2 separate regions of the Mus musculus genome follow, and region 2 is linked to region 1. The links are chromatin loops, found by intact Hi-C in ENCODE. Cell type or tissue: gastrocnemius. All regions are shown on one strand.

Region 1 (5,000 bases):
GTCACTATCCAAGGAAGCCAGGGCAAGCAAAAGGCTTGGAACAGAAACCAAAGAAGAATGCCGCTCAGAGGCTTCCTTCAGGCCCAGGCTCAGCTGCTTATTCCCACTCTACCCAAGCCCATGTGCCAGGGATGGCAGCTCCCACTGTGCCATCTACACTAATGAGCAGGTCCCACAGACATGCCCACAGGCCGATCTAAAGAGGGGCAATGCCTCAATCGAGGTGTGTGGAATTGACAACCAAGCTATTGCCATTATACACCTTCGCTCAGGGCTTGTGCAATGTTGATGTTGGCTGGTTAGATGGGTCTGGGGAGGTGAATGTTGAAGCTTTTAGAAACAAATGCAGATAGATGACAAACTTCTTCCACTTTTACTTTCCTTGAGCAAAAATGGAATGGTTCATATATTTATTGGACATCCCCTTCTTGGAAAGTGCTGGGCTGGCCATTGGCTCAGGCGGGAAGAAACCTACTGTGCAAACATGAAGACCTGAGTTTGGATTAGAGAAATCGTGTGCAAAATAGCATTACAACGGTATGCACCTGCCTGTTGCTCTAGCACTTGGCAGTGGGGAGAGAGGTGTTGTTGGGGGAGTGGGAAAGAAAGACAAGTAGAGCCCTGAAACTCACTGGACAGACAGTGTGGCTCAACTGATGAGGTTCAGTTTTAGTGAGAGACCCTGTTCAAAAACCAAAGGAGGAGAGAGATTAAGGGAAGATATTCGATATGAACCTCTGGCCTCTACTTGCATGCACATATGCACAATAACCACATTAATAATTATATATCACACATACAACACACACACACATGCACACACATGCACACACACCACACACACACACACACACACACACACCTATTTAGTTCACTTTCCCAACTCTAGCTTGGATTATTCATTCTTTAATCCCTTAATACTTGTAGTTATTTATATATTCTCGGTACAAATCCCCTGTTGTATTAATAGTAGGTGCAAGAATATGAGATTCTTCACATATTTTGTAGGCTGTCTCATTTTGTAAACACTCTGGCAATTGTGTCTTTAAACACAGCACACAGTACTGATAGCTGCCCACTTGGGTTCATTATGGCACTGTGCATATAATGTTACATTAGGCCACATCTGTGTACTCAAATGCAGAATATTGGAAAATGACACGAAATAGAAAGGAGACAATCAGGGAAGAGTAGGGGACAGAGAAGCAGGGAGCACTCCTTGCTCACAGTTCATTACCCATATTCTTGGAACACATAGGTCATGTACAGTTAGTATAGACTGATGGAAAAGAAGTAACTTATTAATAGTGGGATATTCTGGTTGCTTCTCAGAAATGTCACCCACTAGAAAGAGGTGCTTATGGGCTTCCTCACTGGGTCCTCGCTAGAGATCTCTCTTTCGTCCATCCTGTCTGCCTGTCTGCCTTCATTTTCTTAGGCTTTTAATTACTCCCCCCAGTATAACTTGCATATGCAAATGCGACTGTCCTTTTTGGACTCATTCTTTTTCCTTCCAGGTTGTTTTTGTTTATTTGTTTGTTTTGCATTCCCTGCTGATAGCCAGCTGAGTGGCAGGAAGGGGCTCTGAGTGTAGAGTGGAGGCTATTTCCCAAGGGGACCTTAACCTTTGAGGGTAACAGGGAACTGCAGAATTCATTATTTCTTGAGTTTTATAAATTGTCTGTCTCCACACTTTGACTTGTTGAGTGAAAATTAAACTGTTGAGAGAGAGAGGGAGAGAGAGAGAGAGAGAGAGAGAGAGAGAGAGAGAGAGAGAGAGAGAGAGAGAGGTGGCCTAGGTATGGAGAAGGGAAGATGGACCAGAGACCATGTGAAAGCAGGTCCAGCCTCTCTTGGTCCTGGCAAGCTTACAAATGGATCTGGGCCTAAAGAACAGCTCGCAAGAGCCTGGCTTAGTTCACGCTGGTTAAAGTAGCCAGGAAGCATTATTCACTGCTCTCTGTAACGTGAATAATTTACTCCAGTCCCTCAGCTAGAATGAAAGCAGAAAAGCCTTTGGGACTCTTTGGATAAAGTGCTCTGCAAACATGTCAGATGAGTTTGGGTTTTTATTGCAGAGGAGCCTGGTAAGGATGGGAATGGGAGTTAAGTTACACGCAAGGATTTATTACCGGAGGGAGCAGCTTTTAACATAATTATTCTAAGAAAACAAATAGGTGATAAAAGAGTGGAAATCATATGCACATCATAAATTGTATTTAATGCAGTTCTGTTTTGACTGCAGGTGTGACTGACTCACTTTTTGTAAATAATTAACATTGTATGAGTAGGCTGGTAAAACCCCATGTTCTCACCCAAATGCAATGGTTTTTACATGTGGGCTCTTGCTACACCTGTGGTGACCAACTCTCACAGGTGTGCACAGCAAGCTCATGGACTCAGGCAGTTGAACAGTAGGTTTTGTGTGTGCAACATGGGAGTGTGTCTGTCTGTCTGTCTGTCTGTCTATTTGCCATTCACTGGGTGAGGGAGAAAGGCAGACATTGGGAAAGGAAGAAATAGAGAACTGGAGACTTGGGAGGGAAGTTGGGACTTTACAGTGGCATTTGGTCTTCCAGCATTCCTAATTCTTAGGATGTGATGTGGAGTGGGTTGGCATGGTGCTGCTTGTATTCTAATGCTAATACTGGTTCCTGAAGACCTGATTGCCCCAGAGATGAGAGAGTCCAAATGCAGATCCAAGTGACACTATGTGACCTTTAACCCCAAGTTATTTCTGATTGGTTATTAAAGACACTGACAGCTAATAGCTGGGCCGAAGAGACATAGGCAAGTTTTAGGGTTCCCAGGCCTTAGGGACTGGAGGAGAACCACGAGGAGGAGAAGAAGGAGAGGAGGAAGAGAAAGTTGCCATGGCTTAGGAGTCAAGAAAACATGGCCCCGAGGGCTGGCCAATTGGAGTTAGGAGTAGCTCAGATGAACATAGTAAAGTGATAACTCAAGGTCATCGATGGGAAAGTAGATCCTAATAATATAGAGAGTAGGTATCTGCCTACCTCTACTGCTGATTAGGGCTTATTATAAAGGCTGTATGCGTGTCTTTTACCTGGGAATTAAATGGTTAAAGGTGGGGTAGAAACCCTGGATTGGGATTAAAATTTCTACAACAGTGCTGTTCAAATTAAACAGTGTTCCAAGTGTGACTGTTGCCATAGGCACCCCTGAGTCTTATGGAATATACTGTTGCATGGGATCAGAAAGTGACTGAGCTATCAGAGCTCTGAGCAGCCTTGGAGAATGGCCTTATGTTAAGGCCATTGCTATCTAAAAGGGTAGTGATCTTCAAAAACAGGAAACAAGCAAGGTCTAAGTGGTCTAATTTGAGATCTGAGTGTAAGGTTTTCAGCTAGAGCCCTGTAGATAAAAAGGACCAGGATTAAAGGGGCTACACCGAGGTGCAAGCCATGGCTCTAAACACAGTGAGGACCAGTATCTAGTTAGAAATCCTTACGGGTTCCTCCCACCCACTTCTTAGGACCAGGATAAAGCACCAGCAAGATGGCTCAGTGTATAAGGTGCTTGCTGTCAAGCCTGACACTTGATTTTGTTCCCTAAAACCAACATGGTGGATGGGAAGAATGGACTCCTGAAAATTGTTCTCTGATCTCCACACACCTGCTGTGACAAGCACATGCTCCCCCACAAATAAATAAGTGTTTTTTGTTTTTTGTTTTTTTTTTTTTAAAAAAAACCCAGAATCAATACTCTCTTCATACACTCTCCTTCTTGCTGTTGTTATTTCCCGAGGGTCCTGTGTTCATTATGTGGTGGTCTCTGAACCACCTTACATAAATCTGTGGCTTGGCCCTCTGTTTTCTTACCCTGCCTGGACATTGCCAGACATTCCATCTGGAAGCCTAAGCTGTTTCTTCTTTCTGTCCATGAATGTCTTCACTTTTAAATGTCAGCATTTCCTCTAAATTCTTAAGGTTAACCATAAGAAGAATTAAAAGTGTTTTTTTTTCTATATTCGTTTTAATTTTTGTTTTTTATTGGGAGCCTTTTTGACAAATGTCGTTGGTTATGTTACTGAAAAGGGGAGGTCCCAGAGCTCATTTATTGGCTGTTAGGGACATCTGGCCTGATTAGTCTGATTGCAATTTCCCTAGAGCATCTATGCTGGGTGCCCTCAGAATGGCACATCACGAAAACATGTAAGACCCTGAATTCAGACTAGAGAACGCCATGGTTTGGGTACTTTAGATGAGATGACAGTGGGCCTTTGGGTCTTAGGGTCTAGGTATTGCTTGTTCCCTCAGTGTTAACTCTACTCTGAGAAAGCACATCGTTCAGCAGAGACAAGCATAGTCAAGGATCTGTACAAGTCTTTCCCATAGATCCCTTCCTTCCTTGTCTTTGCTACACCAGGCATTGCCATGTGAACATATGTAAACATTTGAAAAGCAAAACCTCAATTCCTGGTGTGGAGGTGGGGTGGTATAAAGTTGACAAAAAATTGACATAGAACTCTTCAGATCTCACAGAAAGCACTTGAAAGAGATGCTGCTAATATGTGCTGAGCATGAAGTCTGCTGGGCGTGTGAGACAGTTTCAGTCCATCAAGTGGGTGCTTGGTAGTGCTGACTAAGCATACTCTAATGGTGTTGTCAAACTGAGCCTCCTTTTGAGTGTGCTAAATTTGAAACTAAAGTGTAGCGTGCTCTGACTCCATCCCTGCCCAAGCTTAGTGTGCTTGTGTGTGATGACGACTCGAAGAGCTATTAAATGAGAGCGAGATGATTGTTGATTTTTAATCTACCCAAAGGTTTATCAAGTTAATTTATTTTCTCCATAAACCTATAGCTCAATGGCCTTGATCCCCACGAGACACTGGTTTCTGTTGGAAGTGGACTCCTGAACCAGTTCAGCTCTCTTTTCCCAAGTGATCAGTAGCCCAGTTTGTGCAGACTCCTGTATCCTTCAGTCTAGGGGGAGGTGTCTGGAGCTCCAGCAGCAGCACGGACCACACACGCTGTAGG
Region 2 (5,000 bases), 79 kb before region 1:
TAGATATTCCTGAATCATACACGAATGGGAAACTGCAAATGACTGTACACAACATACAATAAAAAACTGGACAAGTGCATGTGCTGCATCTTCTCAAGCCAACAATAAGATGGCAGTGTAGCTGCCCCAGGCACAGAGAAATGAATACTAAAGTACAGAGCGGAGTTAAGTGTCTACTCCTCCTTTAAGCACTGCATAGAAAATTACAGAACCTCACGATCAAGACTTGTAGTAATTAACAGATCACTGTTTATAAGAAGGAAATCGGTGAACTTTTGTTGTGTTCCCCAGCTGATCTGAGCATCCAAAACATTACCATGCTAATCTTTAAGAAACATTCATATGGCTTTTAGGTAGTTTTCTAAATGTAAGAATTCTTGGGAAAGGAGTGAGGATGTATCTCAGTTGGTGAAGTTACTAGCTTAGAGTGCACTCCTGGCACCATTAAATTAAAAAAGAACCAAATCTTGGCCTTATCTACTTTGTGAAAAGGACTGATGTTATAGGTACACCATTAAAGTTTCCTTTTGACATCTAAATTTTACAGCTCTTTATCCTTTAAGATAACCAGTTTTTCTTGTTATATTTGGAAGTTCCTTTGTCTTCTAACTGCTTACTGGAAGGGGATATCCTTTTCATATACCTCCAAAGGTACATATACTGGTACCCCTGTACTTTTGATGGCTTAGCTCACATTAAAAGTCTGATTAGATTTTTCACCAAATCTTCTCTTCAAAGATCACATTCTCATAGTAGTCATAATCTGAAAATAGATTTTTTTTCCTTGTCCTCAAAGATATCTCTTTAAGCCCACCACTACTAGAATTACACCTAGGGCACTAAGAATCGCACATATGAATTATTGCATAGTGTGCAAGGTCTAGGAATATGATTTCTATCTTCAGGCACTACCTTCGATACCCTGCCTTCTCAAAAAAGGTGGCCACTAGAAGGTGACTCATCAGGTAAAATGCTTTCCCTGCAACCCTTACAGCCTAGATTTGATCTCTGTGACCCATAGAAGGAGGAAAGAACCAGAGCTGTGTTCAGCATGTGAGCCATGGCATGTGAAGCTCATACATACCACAAACAATAAAAGACTTTTTAAATCACTGTCATTCATAGAGTTTGTATTTCTTACAGTGAAGACGAGCTGAGTGGCAATTGGGATTTCTGTAATTACTGCTTTTCTATACATTAGTCTTGTTACAAAAGTGGGTGGATGGATGGACAGACAGGCTGTATGATTTCATCAAAGTGTATCACCTGTTGGGGTGGAAATGTTATTGCTCTTTGTTTTCTTTATGCCCTTCTTACGTATTGTTTATTTAATTGGATACTGATTAAAACATTACAGTGTGAACCAAATGAGGAAAATGTTCACAAGTAACTTTTCTTGCAGGACTGAGTTAATCCTAAAATGTTCAGAATCACTCATTTAACTTCAGTCTTGAGTGGATTTTATTAAGGAATGCAGTGCCTTGGCTATACTTGAAACATGTTTGAAATGCAACTTTTGTACTGTAAAATTCTAAGTAATGCAGCCTTTAAAACTGAAACAGGTTATTGTAAGTATAAGTTGGTTTGAACATATTTCAAGCGATGTCCAAAAATTAAGGATTTCCTGTGGAAAATGTAAAACTTGAAATTACTGGGTGAAGTGTAACATGAAAGATCTGAAGCTAAGATTTAAATTGACCTCTTAGGCTGACAGATAACTCAGAAGGGGAAGGCACTCATCACCAAGCCTGAAACCCAGATGGTAGAAGAAAACTGATTCCCCAAAGCTGTCCTTTGATCTCAACAGATGTGTGGGGGGACACATGCACACACACAAACACACTCGATATCTCAGAAAGAAAACTAGAGCAGCAAGTCAAACATAATGTCTCTCTGAATTAGTAGCTTGTAGGTTTTGGTAAGAAAATATATCTAGAAGTAGTCTGCGATCAGTAAGATTTAGTTGTTTCAAGTGAGATACTTCCACTTTGCTTGCTCGTTCTGTTTATAAAAGAAGCAGTGTTGCATGGAGGAAAAGGGAACTTTTTTTTCTTTAACTTTTCTCTAAATGGGCACAGAATTCTCTGAATTTCCAGTGGCATAGCTTTACTAATCAGGATTCTGCACATCACCTTAAGAAGAGCTGTTTGTTTATATTGAAGCTTTCATCTGGAAATACAGCCCAGCCTGTGCATTTTCAAAGTTCTCCTGTGGAGTGACTTTCTCCACACAAGTGAGGTTACAACTGAAACAAATGGAGCCCCAGTCTAAACCTATGGCTCAGGTGACCCAACATTTATAGAAACAAATAAGGCACACTAATACTTCATTCACTAAAGATTGTGAAAAATCACAACTGGTTTGAGGTGATAAACTTAATGCTCAGAAGTTTACTATTGAATGTGTGACTGACTGTGTGTGTCTTCAAATGTCTTTGAGTTCCAAGAGAGTCCCACTTTTTTTTTTAAAGATTTATTTATTATTATATCTAAGTACACTGTAGCTGTCTTCAGACACACAAGAAGGGCTTCAGATCTCTTTACGGATAGTTGCGAGCCACCATGTGGTTGCTGGGATTTGAACTCAGGACCTTCGGAAGAGCAGTCAGTACTCTTAACTGCTGAGCCATCTCTCCAGCGGCCCCACCACCACCACCACCACTGTTTTTGTAGCAACCAAAATTATTTGGTTCTGACTTAGTTTCTATGAGAAGCCATTAGGAAGTATAGATGGAACTCCAAAAGTAATCAAATGACTTGACTGTAATCTAAGCATGGAATAGCCTCAGCTGGAAGTGAGATGCCAGACTGCAGCTGCAAGGGTGACTAAGTTGCTTTCAAGACCGCTCTTCTTGTCCATTAGGGAACATGAAAAATGGGAACTTCCAGAGGGGTTTTAGACAATTCATATGGTGTATGATTTGTATAACCCTATATTCCCTGTGTGAGACTTGGCTTTCTCTTTTGGACTTAGGAAAAGAGAAGTTCCACATTTGTTTTCCATTTGAAGTTTGAGCCCTTTCATCTGGCTGTCCATTTTCTATCCTACTTAGAACTTTTTGATAATGTAGGTATTGTTTTAAAGGTTAGTTCAATACCCTTTTACCCCTATGCTTTTAAAGAATTGGGGATTTGTAGGATGGCTGTCAAATGATAGGGTAACCAAGAACTGAGAGCAGCCAACAGTACTCTTGATAGAGCAGCTTAAGGAAGGAAAGGTTTATTGTGGCTCCTGGTTTCAGGATCAAGTCCAGCGTGGTTGGTTGGGAAACTGGCAGCAGGACCATGATTCAGGTGATCACTGTCCACATTCAGTCTGGAAACAGGAATGAAAGCTGGTGCTCGGCTCTTTCTCCTTTTAGTTCAGTCCAAGACCCCAGCTCTCAAGATGGCGCTGCATGCACTTAGGGTAGGCCTTCTCACTTAGCCTAATACAGAAAATTCCTCAGACATACATATGCCCAGAGGTTTGTCCCTGAGGTGATCTAGCTCCTGTCAGAGTTTACCCCGTTCCATGCGTCACAGCAATTCTGTCTAGAGATGAATCCTGATACAGCAGTGTTACAGCCACAGAGCTATAGAAAGAAGATGTCCTTGCCAACTAACAGCCCTTCCCTCTTCTGACTGCAAGTTCATGAGTCTGTGAAACAAAGAAGTGATGTTAAAGTTTATTTGTTGTTTGCAGTGTTGGACATAGAGCCTGGGCCATAGATGCTACATGAGCTCCCTGCTTCTGAGCTACATCCCCAGCCCAAAACTGGAGGTGTGAGAAGTACTTGTCAATCACTCAAAAGTCGCAGTTAGAAACATACATTTTTACAAAGTTCCATTAAGTTATTTGAATATTTTGAGTCCTAATCTGTTCGTATATAGGAAGTATTAGTCTGTGTTAACTAATGATTCTGGACATGTAACTCACAGAGGCTGGGGAGATGGCTCAGACTACACTGATTGCCATACAAATGTGAGGACAACAGTTCAAATCCCAAGCACCCAAGCATATAAATGCCAGGTAGGTGTGTTAGTCCATCTAATCCCAGCATCTGGGAGGTGAAGATGGGATCCTTGGAACTAAAATAGCCACATCAGTGAGCTCTGGGTTCAAGAGAGAGCCCCTGCCTCAATATGTAAGGTACAGAAAGATCAAGAAAGTTCTGTGTTAACCTCAAGTGATCATATGCATGTACAACAGTATGCATCTATACATGTTCACACACATCCATGCATTCGTGTATGTATATATACACACACACATATATATATATGTGGGTGAATATGTATATATATGTATGTATGTATATATATATATATATATATATATATATACACACACACACACTTAAGTGTATGTATATATATATATACATATATATATACACACACACATATATATATATGAATGAATACCACCACATACATGGGTAGGGGGGAAACTCCTTAAAGATTTCTCATATGTGAAATGGGTACAATGCCTACCTTATAGAGCTCCTAAGAGTAGGTTGCATGAGGTCATTTATTTGACCTTCACAGCATGTTGCCTAGTACCAAGGACCAAATGTGAACATCTGCCCTTACCTCTCTCATTCTGCTGTTTCCTGGTGCTGACTTGAAGACCTGTAGTTAAAGTGGAGTCATATAGGAGGAAGGAAATAATTTCCTTTCATTTCTATTGTAAAAGGATTAAACATGCCTTCCTAAGACATGCATGCATTTAAAGGGGTTCCAAGGCACATCCCATGGGTCAAGTAACTGTTTTCTGTTATTCTGCAACCCACTGAAGCTTTCAAGTAAAATCTAGCAAAACTCCCACATATAAAGTTGTGATTGCTTTAGAAGTTACTACCATGTGATTAGTTAGAACATTCACGTGTATGTATGAGAAAATGTTTTAAAATAATGTGCATGAAACGATAGTTCAAAAGGAAACATGTAAAATCTAGGCATCACCCCATGACTACAGTCAGACACCTTACCAGACATTTCTTCTGTTGGATTACTCTT

The links. A loop is a pair of places that touch in the nucleus more often than their neighbours do. Peaks named below come from ENCODE experiments on the same cell type or tissue, not always from the same donor. Only the 100,000 strongest peaks of a DNase experiment are listed, where the experiment ranks them.
Region 2: a loop joins it to region 1, with 6 times the contacts of the local background. A loop is called at or near these places in 2 of 42 quality-filtered maps.

What each region holds. Positions count from the first base shown.
Region 1 is chr17:10,119,495-10,124,494 of GRCm38, reverse strand. No RefSeq gene overlaps it. Among named protein-coding and RNA genes, the nearest start is that of Gm34972, 24 kb to the left of the region's middle. In gastrocnemius, no CTCF peak of the experiment used is centred here; a DNase peak (open chromatin) is centred at 1,877.
Region 2 is chr17:10,198,969-10,203,968 of GRCm38, reverse strand. No RefSeq gene overlaps it. Among named protein-coding and RNA genes, the nearest start is that of Gm34972, 55 kb to the right of the region's middle. In gastrocnemius, no CTCF peak of the experiment used is centred here; no DNase peak of the experiment used is centred here.